Regions from separate parts of the Homo sapiens genome. Here region 1 is linked to region 2. Evidence: chromatin loops called from intact Hi-C (ENCODE). Cell type or tissue: HepG2. All regions are shown on one strand. Links, peaks and the distances in the headings refer to the core of each region. The heading gives the core; the rest is flanking DNA. Region 1 overlaps PRKCE (protein kinase C epsilon). Region 2 overlaps PRKCE (protein kinase C epsilon).

Region 1 (5,378 bases), core at 163-5,162, 210 kb before region 2:
TATTTTTAAGACGGAGTCTCGCTCTGTCACCCAGGCTAGAGTGCAGTGGTGCGATCTCGGCTCACTGTAACCGCTGGCTCCTGGGTTCAAGCGATTCTCCCGCTTCAGCCTCCTGAGTAGCTGGGATTACAGGTGCCCGCCACCACACCCAGCTAATTTTTGTATTTTTAGTAGAGACGGGGTTTCACCATGTTGGTCAGGCTGGTCTCAAACTCCTGACCTCGTGATCTGCCTGCCTCGGCCTCCCAAAGTGCTGAGATTACAGACGTGAGCCACCGGGCCCAGCCAGGGCATGTATTTTTACAGTAAACTCTGGGAAGCCAAGATGGAAAATAAAGCCCTTACTGGCTTAAACCAGGCTGAGGGAGATGGTCTCTTGAGTAAACACCATGCCTCGCTTTCTGTTTAAGCGTATCTTTTCTTTTCAAGCCTGCTCCTTCTGTGTAAGTGTATTTTTCAAAGTGTGACTCCACATCCTTTCAGAAAGTCCTTCGTATCCCATCAAGGGAGTAAGGTGATGGGTGAGAAGCTACTCTAAATAAATTAAGGGTAGTATCTGTTTTGGCTTCAAAGGGCAAAGGATCAAGGTTAGGGCAAGTAGAAATTTCTCCCTCTTGATTTTAAGTGAAATTTTTTATTTTTATTTTTATAAGACCCTAATTGCCTGCTTCATACCTAGAAGGCCAGAAACATTCCTGGATGTTGGACTAGCAAGCCAGAGAACAATCTAAGCAATGCCATTTCACTGGCCCCTTCTTCACCAGAACCCTTCCCCCAATAGTCCCATGCCCAAACACACGCACTCTTCACAGTATCCTCTTGTGCATGCTGCTTGCTTTGAGGGTGGTGCAAGTGCTATTGGGTGTCATTTTATATTACAGTTGTAATGCCCACGTGCCGCTGGAATCTTTGTATCTTAGTCACAGACTTCTAGAGTGTCTGAGCTGGAAGGAACCTTCATTCTCAGCCCCTTGTTTTACAGATGGGGAACTGAAAGCCCCCAGGTTGCCTGACTGTAAGTTGAGGTCTGTCTTCACCAGTTCATGGTTTGTTTTCAGTATCTGAGCAATAACAGCTGCTAATTATTGAGGCCCTGTGCTGAGTGCTTTTCATGCATCATGTCACTTATTTTTCATAACAACTGTATGAGGAAGGTATGACCATCATCTCTCCTTTAAGGTTAGAGAGGTTGAGTAATGTGTTTAGAGTTGGGTGTTGGAGCTGGGTGTTAGCAAAGATTTGAACTCAGTATACGGTGGCACTGGGGCACTGGCTCCTAACTGGTAGGCTGTGCTGCACTGTGTTTGCCAAGTGAGGCTGCCTCTATTCCCACTTCTTCCCTCACTTCCCATCGTCTTTCTTTTTCACTGCCCCACCAGGGATCTTGCTCTCAACTTGCCAAGGTAGGATTCCGACCATGGCTACCATGATGACTTGGAAGCCTGGACTCCAAAGGAAGGAGTTCCAAAGCCTTGATCAATGGAACAGAGGCATTGTCCTTGGGACCCGAAGGAGCTGATACCACGTCACTTATACCAGGATCCTTGCTGGTTAATTCACATAGGGCGGTGGAGGACACAGTGCAGTCTCTGTTTGCACTGGCTTATGGGAGACTGAGCAAGATAGAGTAGAGAGAAAGTAGATGAAAGGTGCCATGAAAGCCATCCTCAGCTCAAGCCTGTGTCTTCTTAGCAGGGGTCATTGCATCCTCTTTATTATCAAAGGGTGTGATCCTAATACGCTTATGAGACAGCCAGTGTAGATGTGATATCAAGCCAGCTCGGCCCTCCCTGGAGCCTCCATCATATGCATCTATGTGTCCCCCTTCATTACTTTCCGATTCCTTTTCCCCCTCCTACAGCAATAGCCTGAAGGATATTTTTAGGCCCCAGTGAGGCTGTGATCACTGACCCTTGGCTTCTGAAAATTTTTACACCGTTTTGAAGGGATGTGCATACTCAGGAATACAGCTATTTTTGAATCTGTACTAGAGATTCTAGGCTGTATCCTCCATGGGGGCTTATTTTTTAAGTTTGAGCAGAAAATATTCCAAGGGACATTGGTAGTGTAATGGATGATGAGCCTGTATGCTGATGCTGATTAGGCCAGAGTGGGTCCAGACTGCTCTGGCCATCCTTGACCGGAGGAAGAACTAGTACGTCCACCTTGCCTCAAGGGGAGCAGATCTGTCAATGGCTCAAAGCCTGGAGTGCAGTTCCTACTAGCTCCACCTGGAGTCTTAAAAGAGGAACAGATCAGCATGGAGGAGATCTTTGGGTCCTGGGCATTTTGCATTTTTTAAGGGTATAGAGTCATACTTTTATAGTTCAACAACATTGACAAGAATGGATGTTTTGAGTCCGTTGGTTAACCTTGGATTTGAAAAGAGGAAGAAAAACAGAAACCACACATTAGCAGGGCAGCACTGAGGTTACAGTCATGTTACCATAGACGCCAGGCTTGAAGAGCCGTTTGGGGACAACAGAGCACAACACTGGAAAAATAAATTTTTTAGAGACAGGGTTCCGCTCTGTCACCCAGACTTGAGTGCAGTGGTGCTCACTGTAACCTCAAGTTTTTGGGCTCAAACAACCCTCCCATCTCAGCCTCCTGGGTAGCTAGGATTACAGGTGTGGGCCACCATACCCAGCTAATTTTTTATTTTTTATTTTTGTAGAGATGGAGTCTTGCTGTGTTGCCCAGGCTGGTCTCAAACTCCTGGCCTCAAGTGATCCTCCTACCTTGGCCTCCCAAAGCTCTGGGATTACAACTGTGAGCCACCAGTTGTAATTTTTTTTTTTTTTTTTTTCCCGAGACAGAGTCTCACCCTGTTGCCCAGGCTCGAGTACAGTGGCACAATCTCGGCTCACTGCGACTTCTGCCTCCTGGGTTCAGGCAATTCTTGTGCCTCAGCCACCTTAGTAGGTGGGATTACAGGTGTGCACCACCACACCTGGCTAATTTTTGTATTTTTAGTACAGACAGGGTTTCACCCCATTGGCCAGGCTGGTCTCAAACTCCTGGCCTTAAGCTATCTACCCGCCTCAGCCTCCCAAAGTGCTAGGATTACAGGTGTGAGCTACCATGCCTGGCAAGCACAACATTTTTAATTTTCAAGAGCTACCAGTTTCTTTTCTGTCTCTGAAGAGACACTTCTCCCAAGGAAATTTCCATTAAAAAATTAATTTTGTGTGTCTGCCCGACAGATCATGGGAGACAGAGTGCTGTTATTTGTAAAACATTTTTAAAAATACATTTTTACCTTTATGGAGCAATGATATTCCTGGATTTATCTAAAAGGAAAATCTGACTGGTGTGGAAGAACAAGTGGAAGCTGTTAATGAAAATTTTGAAGTGAAGGAAATAGGAATGTGGGAATAGTGGGAGCCTGGGTGTTCTCTAACCAGGGAGAACTCTCAGGCAGAAAGTGGCTACTGTGGACAGTTTAGAGACTGGTGAGTTTAGGGCCTGTTGATTTCTGTTATTAGTTAGCATTGGCCTTTGTGTTTAGAGAGGAAGATGGTTATTACAGCTAGTGTCAGGAGAGCAAGGGGTGTCTTAATGGAGTTATGCACAGTTTTTGCCTATGACAACTCAGCCTCTTGGGCTCAGAGCATTCACTTAGACAGAGCAGCTCCATTCCTTGTGGTTTTCTGGTCAGTATTTTAGGACCATCAGTTCTGTGGCTCATGCAGGTGTGATGTATAAATGTCTGGCCTGGGAGAGATGCCAAAAAAGAAGTGGGGAGATGGAGTAAAAATCATTTGTCTGGAGGTTTTTCATTTACTGAGTCTCTTCAGGAAACTGGGAGAAGTTGAGTTTCCTTCCTTAATTCTCAAGTTCATTTTAGACATGAGAGAAAGAGACTCAGAGACATTAAGTGTCTTGGATTTTGTAGTTACTAATGGGGAAACCTAAGCCTGAAAACCAAGAATTTTCTGAATTCCTGGAATTTTTTTTTTTTTTTTTTTTTTTTGAGGCAGGGTCTCACTCTGTTGCCCAGGAAGAAGTGCAGTGGTGCAAACATTGCTCCCTGCAGACTTGACCTCCTAGGCTCAAGTGATGCTCCTACCTCAGCCTCCCAAGTAGCTGGGACCATGGGTGTGTGCCACCACACCTGGCTAGAATTTTTTGTAGAGACAAGGTCTCACCGTGTTACCCAGGCTGGTCTTGAACTCCTGGGCTCAAGGTATCCTCCCAAAGTGCTAGGTTTACAGACATGAACCAGTGTACCTGGCCAATTCCTGGAGCTTTTTACTGCTACAGACTGCCATGTGATTCAAATTAGGCTTTCAGAATGACCTCCTACTCCACAGAACTCCATTTTCACTGTCAGCCACAGTCCTAGAAATTCCACCCTTAGAAAGTCTTTCCTGTAAGTTAAACCTTGTTATGAGTAGTTAAAATACAGATGTCCTAGAGAAGGGCCATACCATCTTATCAGTCATGTGAACCTCAGTATAAATGAAATTTATGAGAGCTTTTTTTTGGAACAGACTGTCATTGGAGAGGGAGGAAAGAATATGGGGGCCCTGGACATCCTAGGGCAGGCAAAGGGCTCCATGTCGGGAGGCTAGGGACAGACATGTCTCAGGGACTCAGGTTTTTCTATAGGTGAGCCCTGAATGCCATTTTAAGTACATTCTACCCAGGTTGTTAGTGTTAAAATATTTGGATATGTTGAGGTTCTTCATATGTTAGTATCAACTCACAGGGCAGATTTATGTTTCAGAGTACCTATCATATAACCAGGAGCTTACTAAATAATGAAATACAGTATTATTGGTCATTACCTGTATTAAATAGGTTTATTCATCCATTGATATCCACCTTTTTGAAAAAAGGTTTGAAGTCAGTCTATAATATATATTATATGTTTTACTTATAGCTTACTTTGGGCAGTAGTAGTAGTGGTAACAATAATCATTATAATATCTTAGATGCTGCTTCCTCCAGGAAGTCTTCCCGGATCCTCCAAATCCAGCTACACATAGCTTTCTATGTGCATCTGTAGTGTGTTGCCTGCACCTTCCTCAGCCAGCACCTAACACACTATTTGGTATTTTCCTATTTGTTTATCTGTCTCTTTCACTATCTTTCTCAAATAAGATTCCTCATCTGACCACAGAACAACAACAACAACAAAAAACCGACATGAGTGAACTGTTTTCTGAGTTCTCCTAAAGATGGTACATGATTGGTAATTTTAGATAAACAGGAGAGAAGTTAAATCGTTATAATTAATGGATGTCCTAGATCAAGGGTCGACGACTTTCTTTAAAGGATCAGAGAGTAAATATTTTTAGCTTTGCGGGCCACAGAGTCTCTGCGAAAACAACTTGGCTCTACCATTGTAGTGCAAAAGCAGCCATAGACAA
Region 2 (5,378 bases), core at 98-5,097:
AAGTTTCTATTAAGACTAAGTTGAATGTGACGGAAAAAGCCAAAGATAAATTTCCTATAAAATTACTGTTGGCCAGGCATGGTCACTCATGCCTGTAATCCCAGCACTTTGGGAGGCTGAGGCGAGCAGGTCACTTGAGGTCAGGAGTTTGAGACCAGCCTGGTCAACATAGTAAAACCCCATCTCTACTAAAAATACAAAAATTAGCCAGACGTGGTGGCACATGCCTGTAATTCCAGCTACTTGGGAGGCTGAGGCGGGAAAATCACTTGAAGCCACAAGGCGGAGGCTGCAGTGAGCCGAGATCACACCACTGCAATCCAGCCTGGGTGATAAAGCGAGACTCTGCCTCAAAAAAAAAAAAAATTACTGCTAAATTGTGTGAGAAAAATAATAAAGCTCTAAAAAGATTCCAAATTCACATTACTTCACAAGTATCTTTAATTTTTGCTCCACTAGAAAGAAACCACAATTGGGCTGGGCATGGTGGCTCACACTTATAATCTGAATACTTTGGGAGGTTGAGGCAGTAGGATTGCTTGAGCCCAGGAGTCAAGACCAGCGTGGGCAACATGGAGAGACCATGTCTCTACAAAAAAAAAAAAAAAATTTAAATTAGCCAGGCATGGTGGCATGTGCCTGTAGTCCCAGCTACTTGTGAGGCTGAGGCAGGAGCATTGCTTGATCGTGGGAGGTTGAGGCTGCAGTGAGCCATGATCATACTACTGCACTCCAGCCTGGGCAGCAAAGCGAGACACTCACTCTCTCTCTCACACACACACACACACACACACACATAGAAAATGGAAATGGAAATCATAGATAATGTTTGTCTGTAAGAGATGATGAGGGGGACCATACCTTAAAGAAATTGGCCTTCTGTTATTGGCAAGTGAGTACATATATTTGTTTTTCAATATTTTCAGTTTGAATATTGTTAGTTAAAATACTTAAAGTACATACATCTTTTCTTTGCATGATTCTCTGCTTTACTGACTTTTTATTAAACAAACATTCTGCCATTCACCAAAGATAAGTGGGGCAGAAGAAAATAAACCCCCTCCTCTCAGAGCCGGCCTCAAGCTAAGAACTTTTGAAGTACTGTTTTAGCTAAAAAATATTAATACTTTAAAATTTGCATACTATACCATGTTTATAAACAAAAGTGTTTTTCTTTTCCAAGGTCTTCATATAAAATTGCAGCTTAGGGTTGGGCACGGTGGCTCACGCCTATAATCCCAGCACTTTGGGAGGCCAAGGCAGGTGGATCACTTGAGGCCAGGAGTTCCAGACTAGCCTGTCCATCATGGTGAAACCCCATCTCTACTAAAAATACAAAAATCAGCTGGGCATTGTGACGTGCCGGTAATCCCAGCTATTCAGGATGCTGAGGCAGAAGAATTGCTTGAACCCAGGAGGCAGAGGTTGCAGTGAGCCAAGATCATGCCACCGCACTCCAGCCCACACGACAAAGTGAGACTGTCTCAAAAAAAAAAAAAAAAATCGCAGCTTAGCTGAATTCTTGATAGAAGGTGGTGACTTAGATGCCTTCTCTTCTGGTTTGTCTGCTGTGTCTGTGTGCACCTGGACCCATTGTGCTCTGGAAAGCAGGCACACTGGAGTCCTGGAGTGCAGGCTGGCTGGCGCCTTGCAGTGCCTGGTGATGGCTGGGGTTTGGTCCCTGGTCTGTCCCCTGGGGTTCCCATGTCTATTGGTGAGGCAGCAGTGTGTGCTCGTAGGAGACCCTCTGTCAAGAGGCTCTGTTAGGAGCCAGCCTGCTGCCCTGCCTTTGAGGCTGATCCTTCACCCTAGGAGGGCAGGCACTGAGGGCCAGCACTCTGGTCACGCCAAGGATGCTATGGCGACCCACTGAAGAATGAGCTATTACCCTGCCCACCCCTGCCTGCTGTGCCCCCAAGCACCCCTTGGGGGTTACTCACTTGCCTTCCTGGTATCAGGTTAAGAGGTTATTAGACCTTCCATTTATTCACTCAATTCTTTTCCCTGCTCTCCTGAGTAATAGCTCAGGAACCCGTGCCCCAGCCATGCTGGGAACATGCTTAGAAAGTAAGGGGAAACCTTTGGGCCAGCACCCACGTGGTTTTGAATCACTCAAGGACAATCTGCCTAAGTCACTGGCTTGGTGGCCGTGGGCCAAGCAAGGAGTCATCCAGTAGCGCCTCTGCCCTCACTGTCCTCCTCCTCCAGGTTTCTTTACCGAGAGGAAGCCAGCGGGAGGCCCGACATCCAAAACATTGACTAGTGTGCCCCCGTGTGGCTCTGGTGGAAGGGTTTGGAAAATGCAGCCAGGTTTTCCTAACCTTACCCACCAAGGCCGGAGGATGCCCTAAGGACAGCCTGCAGCCCCTGCAGCCCTCTTTTTGCGTAATCTTTGATTTTTCTTGTTATTATTTCTTAACAGTTAAGCGCCTTAAGGCCTCATTTAACTTGAGTTAAAGAAGTGTGATTTTGGAGGACCCAAAGATTTTCCACTGGTGTAGGGAATGTCTCCTCCCGGCTCTGAGAGACTTCCTCCAATCCACAACCTACCGCAGGTATGTGTTCTTATTAAAAGGGGCAGGGACAAAAGCTCTGCCTGTCCCTCTTGTACTTTCAGGCTATAATCAATCAGCAGGCACACCTGTTCAGACTGTGACATTGAATTTCCAGGATCAGAACCAGAGCCTGGTACAGACACAAGCCTTCCAGTACTTGTATTTTAAGTTCCATAGATGCTTGGACCTTTTGTGGGCTCCTGGGACAGTGATCATGAAAGAAGAGTGCTCCCAGGGGATGAGCAAGATGATCCCCTTTGGCTGGGAAGAAAAGATTCCATGTCCATCTGGTTTTTATTACTCCTCTAAAAATGTTCCCTTTATAGTTTTATAATTGTACTTAAATAAAAATAATTGCACTTAAATAAAAAAAAATTGGGGAGATTATAGCAGAAGCTGTTGGTGTCCCGGCCATAGCTGTGTCCCTTGGTCTGCCACAGAGGTCACTCCCAGAATACACTTAGGACTCCCTGTGTCTCCTTCTGAGGGTGACCTGAGCCACGATGTTATGGGATGGAGGCTAACACCTGGTAGGCCCCACATTTTTGACAATTTGGTTTTAAGAAAACTCATAGGTATGGCCACACGTGGTGGCTCACGCCTGTAATCCCAGCACTTTGGGAGGCTCAGGCGCGCGGATCACGAGGTCAGGAGATGAAGACCATCCTGGCTAATACGGTGAAACCCCATCTCCACTAAAAATACAAAAAAAAATTAGCCAGGCCTGGTGGCGGGCACCTGTAGTCCCAGCTACTCGGGAGGCTGAGGCAGGAAAATGGTGTGAACCCAGGAGGTGGAGCTTGTAGTGAGCCGAGATCATACCACTGCACTCCAGCCTGGGTGACAAAGTGAGACTCCGTCTCAAAGAAAAAAAAAAAGAAAGAAAACTTGTAGGTATATATCATCGTTCCAACAAAAGCTGCCATTATCGAACGCCTACTGTGTACCTGGTACTTGATAATGATTACATTCTGTCACTCCAACTCTGGAAGGTAGATATTATCCTCCCCCACCCCACTTTTCTTTAAAGAGGTGAGGAAACTGAGGCTCAGCAATGACTGTGGGGATCTGGGAGCAGACTGCAGGTCTTGCTGGACCCAAGGCCCATTCGCCCTCCTTGCTGCCATGCTGGCTTCTCTACAGTGAGAGTAGCCTTTACGTTACGCACCACTAATGTCACTCAGAGGGTCCCGACCCTTCCCCTTCGGCCTCTTCTTGTTCTCCTCCCTCTGTTCCTCTTGGATTCTCAGGAGCCAGTGTTAGCCCAGAAATGAAGAATTAAAGACTGTTCACACCCACATAGAACCATCTGCTCTCTTAGCCTCAGGGCAGGGCTGATGGGGGTGGTATTTAGTCTCTTGGAGGTGGTATTTAGCCCCTTGGAGAGGTGGTGCAAATATAGAAGCTGGTGTAGATGGCTTGGCTGGAGGGGGGCTATCTGGCAATTCAATGCATCTTGTGAGTTTTGGAGAACTAGGGTGACTATATCATTTATCCTCCAAGAAAGGACACAGTTGAGAATGATAAGTGACACTATACATAATTACTCTAAGAAAACAGGCAAAATCTAGGACTATCCTTAGTGACTTGGAACCTACATCCTCCCTACCCACTCTATAGATATCCCTGCATTTTCCACCTTGTGTCTGTGATTGACCTGTTGTGTCCCTTTCAACATTTCAGCGCCCACCCCTCAAACCCCCATCAAGCCTTGCAGCAGCTATTTATTCAGTTAGCAAACTTTTCCTGGCCTCCAATTTGCATTCTTTCCTAACTTATGGGTCCCTTCTCTTTTGCCTAGATGCTGCCTTTCCCTGGCTGTTTGACCATAAACTCATGGTATCATGCCTTATTCAGCAACTCTTAGAACAAAGTAAACAAATGTGCAAGTTTGCTTAAATTGAGAAAGCTTATATTTACAAAGTCGTGCCAGTTTTCTTTCTCACTCATCTACAGTTCTCTCAAACATTGGCCCTATTCCTGATGTATTAGATTGCAAACCCCTGAGGGCAGAGGCTGGGTGTTCTCACCCAGTTACACATGGTGGGCACCTCATTCGTAACTCTTTCTAGCACATTCAGCGCTCTGCCCTCTGGAGTCTTGCGGCTGAGTCAACACTCAGGAATCCAGCGCAGTAGGCTAATTCCACGCTGGCTCTGACCTCATCCAACCCTGCTGTCCCAGTGAAATCCAGCCCACAGCACCCTGCCAGGGTGGAGGAGGTGCCGGGCTATAAATCTCCCCGTTGTTTCTTCTCCCGGAAAATATAAAACCAAAACCAAACATTATACATTATGCCCTCACTCACAGAGTCACTTGGAGGCTTCAATAAGACAAGGGATATGGGTGTGTTTCGGGAAAGAAATTTGATACAAGTGCCAAGTGCTGTTATTGAAGACCTTAGGCATTTATTTTGGTAGCACCCCAATAGTGACAAGAGATGGGCTTGTCTAAAGCCAGCACTGCCACCTTCCCCTGTGTTCACCACTTCATTCCCTGATGTCTTACTGTCAGGCAGTTGGGCCTTGGAGCTGCCCTTCCTTCCGCATGTTGCTCTTTCATCATTTCATACCGTATTCTCCTGTAGAGTAGCATCTGGGCACCTTCCTTTGTCGAGGTTACTAAGACTTTCAAAGAGACATTTCAACCCCAAGTCACTAAGAGAAAATGTAATGCAGCAAGTGATTCCAATGGCAGTTAGTTAATGCACTTTTTTTTTTTTGAGAAGGCGTCTCACTCTATCGCTAGGCTGGAGTGCAGTGGCGCAATCTCAGCTCACTGCAACCTCCGCCTCCTGGGTTCAAGTGATTCTCCTGCCTCAGC

Evidence for each region. A loop is a pair of places that touch in the nucleus more often than their neighbours do. Peaks named below come from ENCODE experiments on the same cell type or tissue, not always from the same donor. Only the 100,000 strongest peaks of a DNase experiment are listed, where the experiment ranks them.
Region 1: it touches region 2 in a loop (15-fold over the local background); 3 of 110 quality-filtered maps call a loop at or near these places.

The regions. Positions count from the first base shown.
Region 1 is chr2:45,727,666-45,733,043 of GRCh38, forward strand. All of the region lies in intron 1 of PRKCE (protein kinase C epsilon), which reads left to right. Among named protein-coding and RNA genes, the nearest start is that of PRKCE-AS1, 55 kb to the left of the region's middle. RefSeq lists enhancers at 2,072-2,151, 2,532-2,671, 5,132-5,378. In HepG2, for the core only: a CTCF peak has its summit at 2,225 (motif pointing left); a DNase peak (open chromatin) is centred at 2,216.
Region 2 is chr2:45,934,297-45,939,674 of GRCh38, forward strand. All of the region lies in intron 2 of PRKCE (protein kinase C epsilon), which reads left to right. Among named protein-coding and RNA genes, the nearest start is that of PRKCE-AS1, 260 kb to the left of the region's middle. RefSeq lists an enhancer at 1,865-2,174. In HepG2, for the core only: a CTCF peak has its summit at 2,271 (motif pointing left); DNase peaks (open chromatin) are centred at 2,225 and 4,685.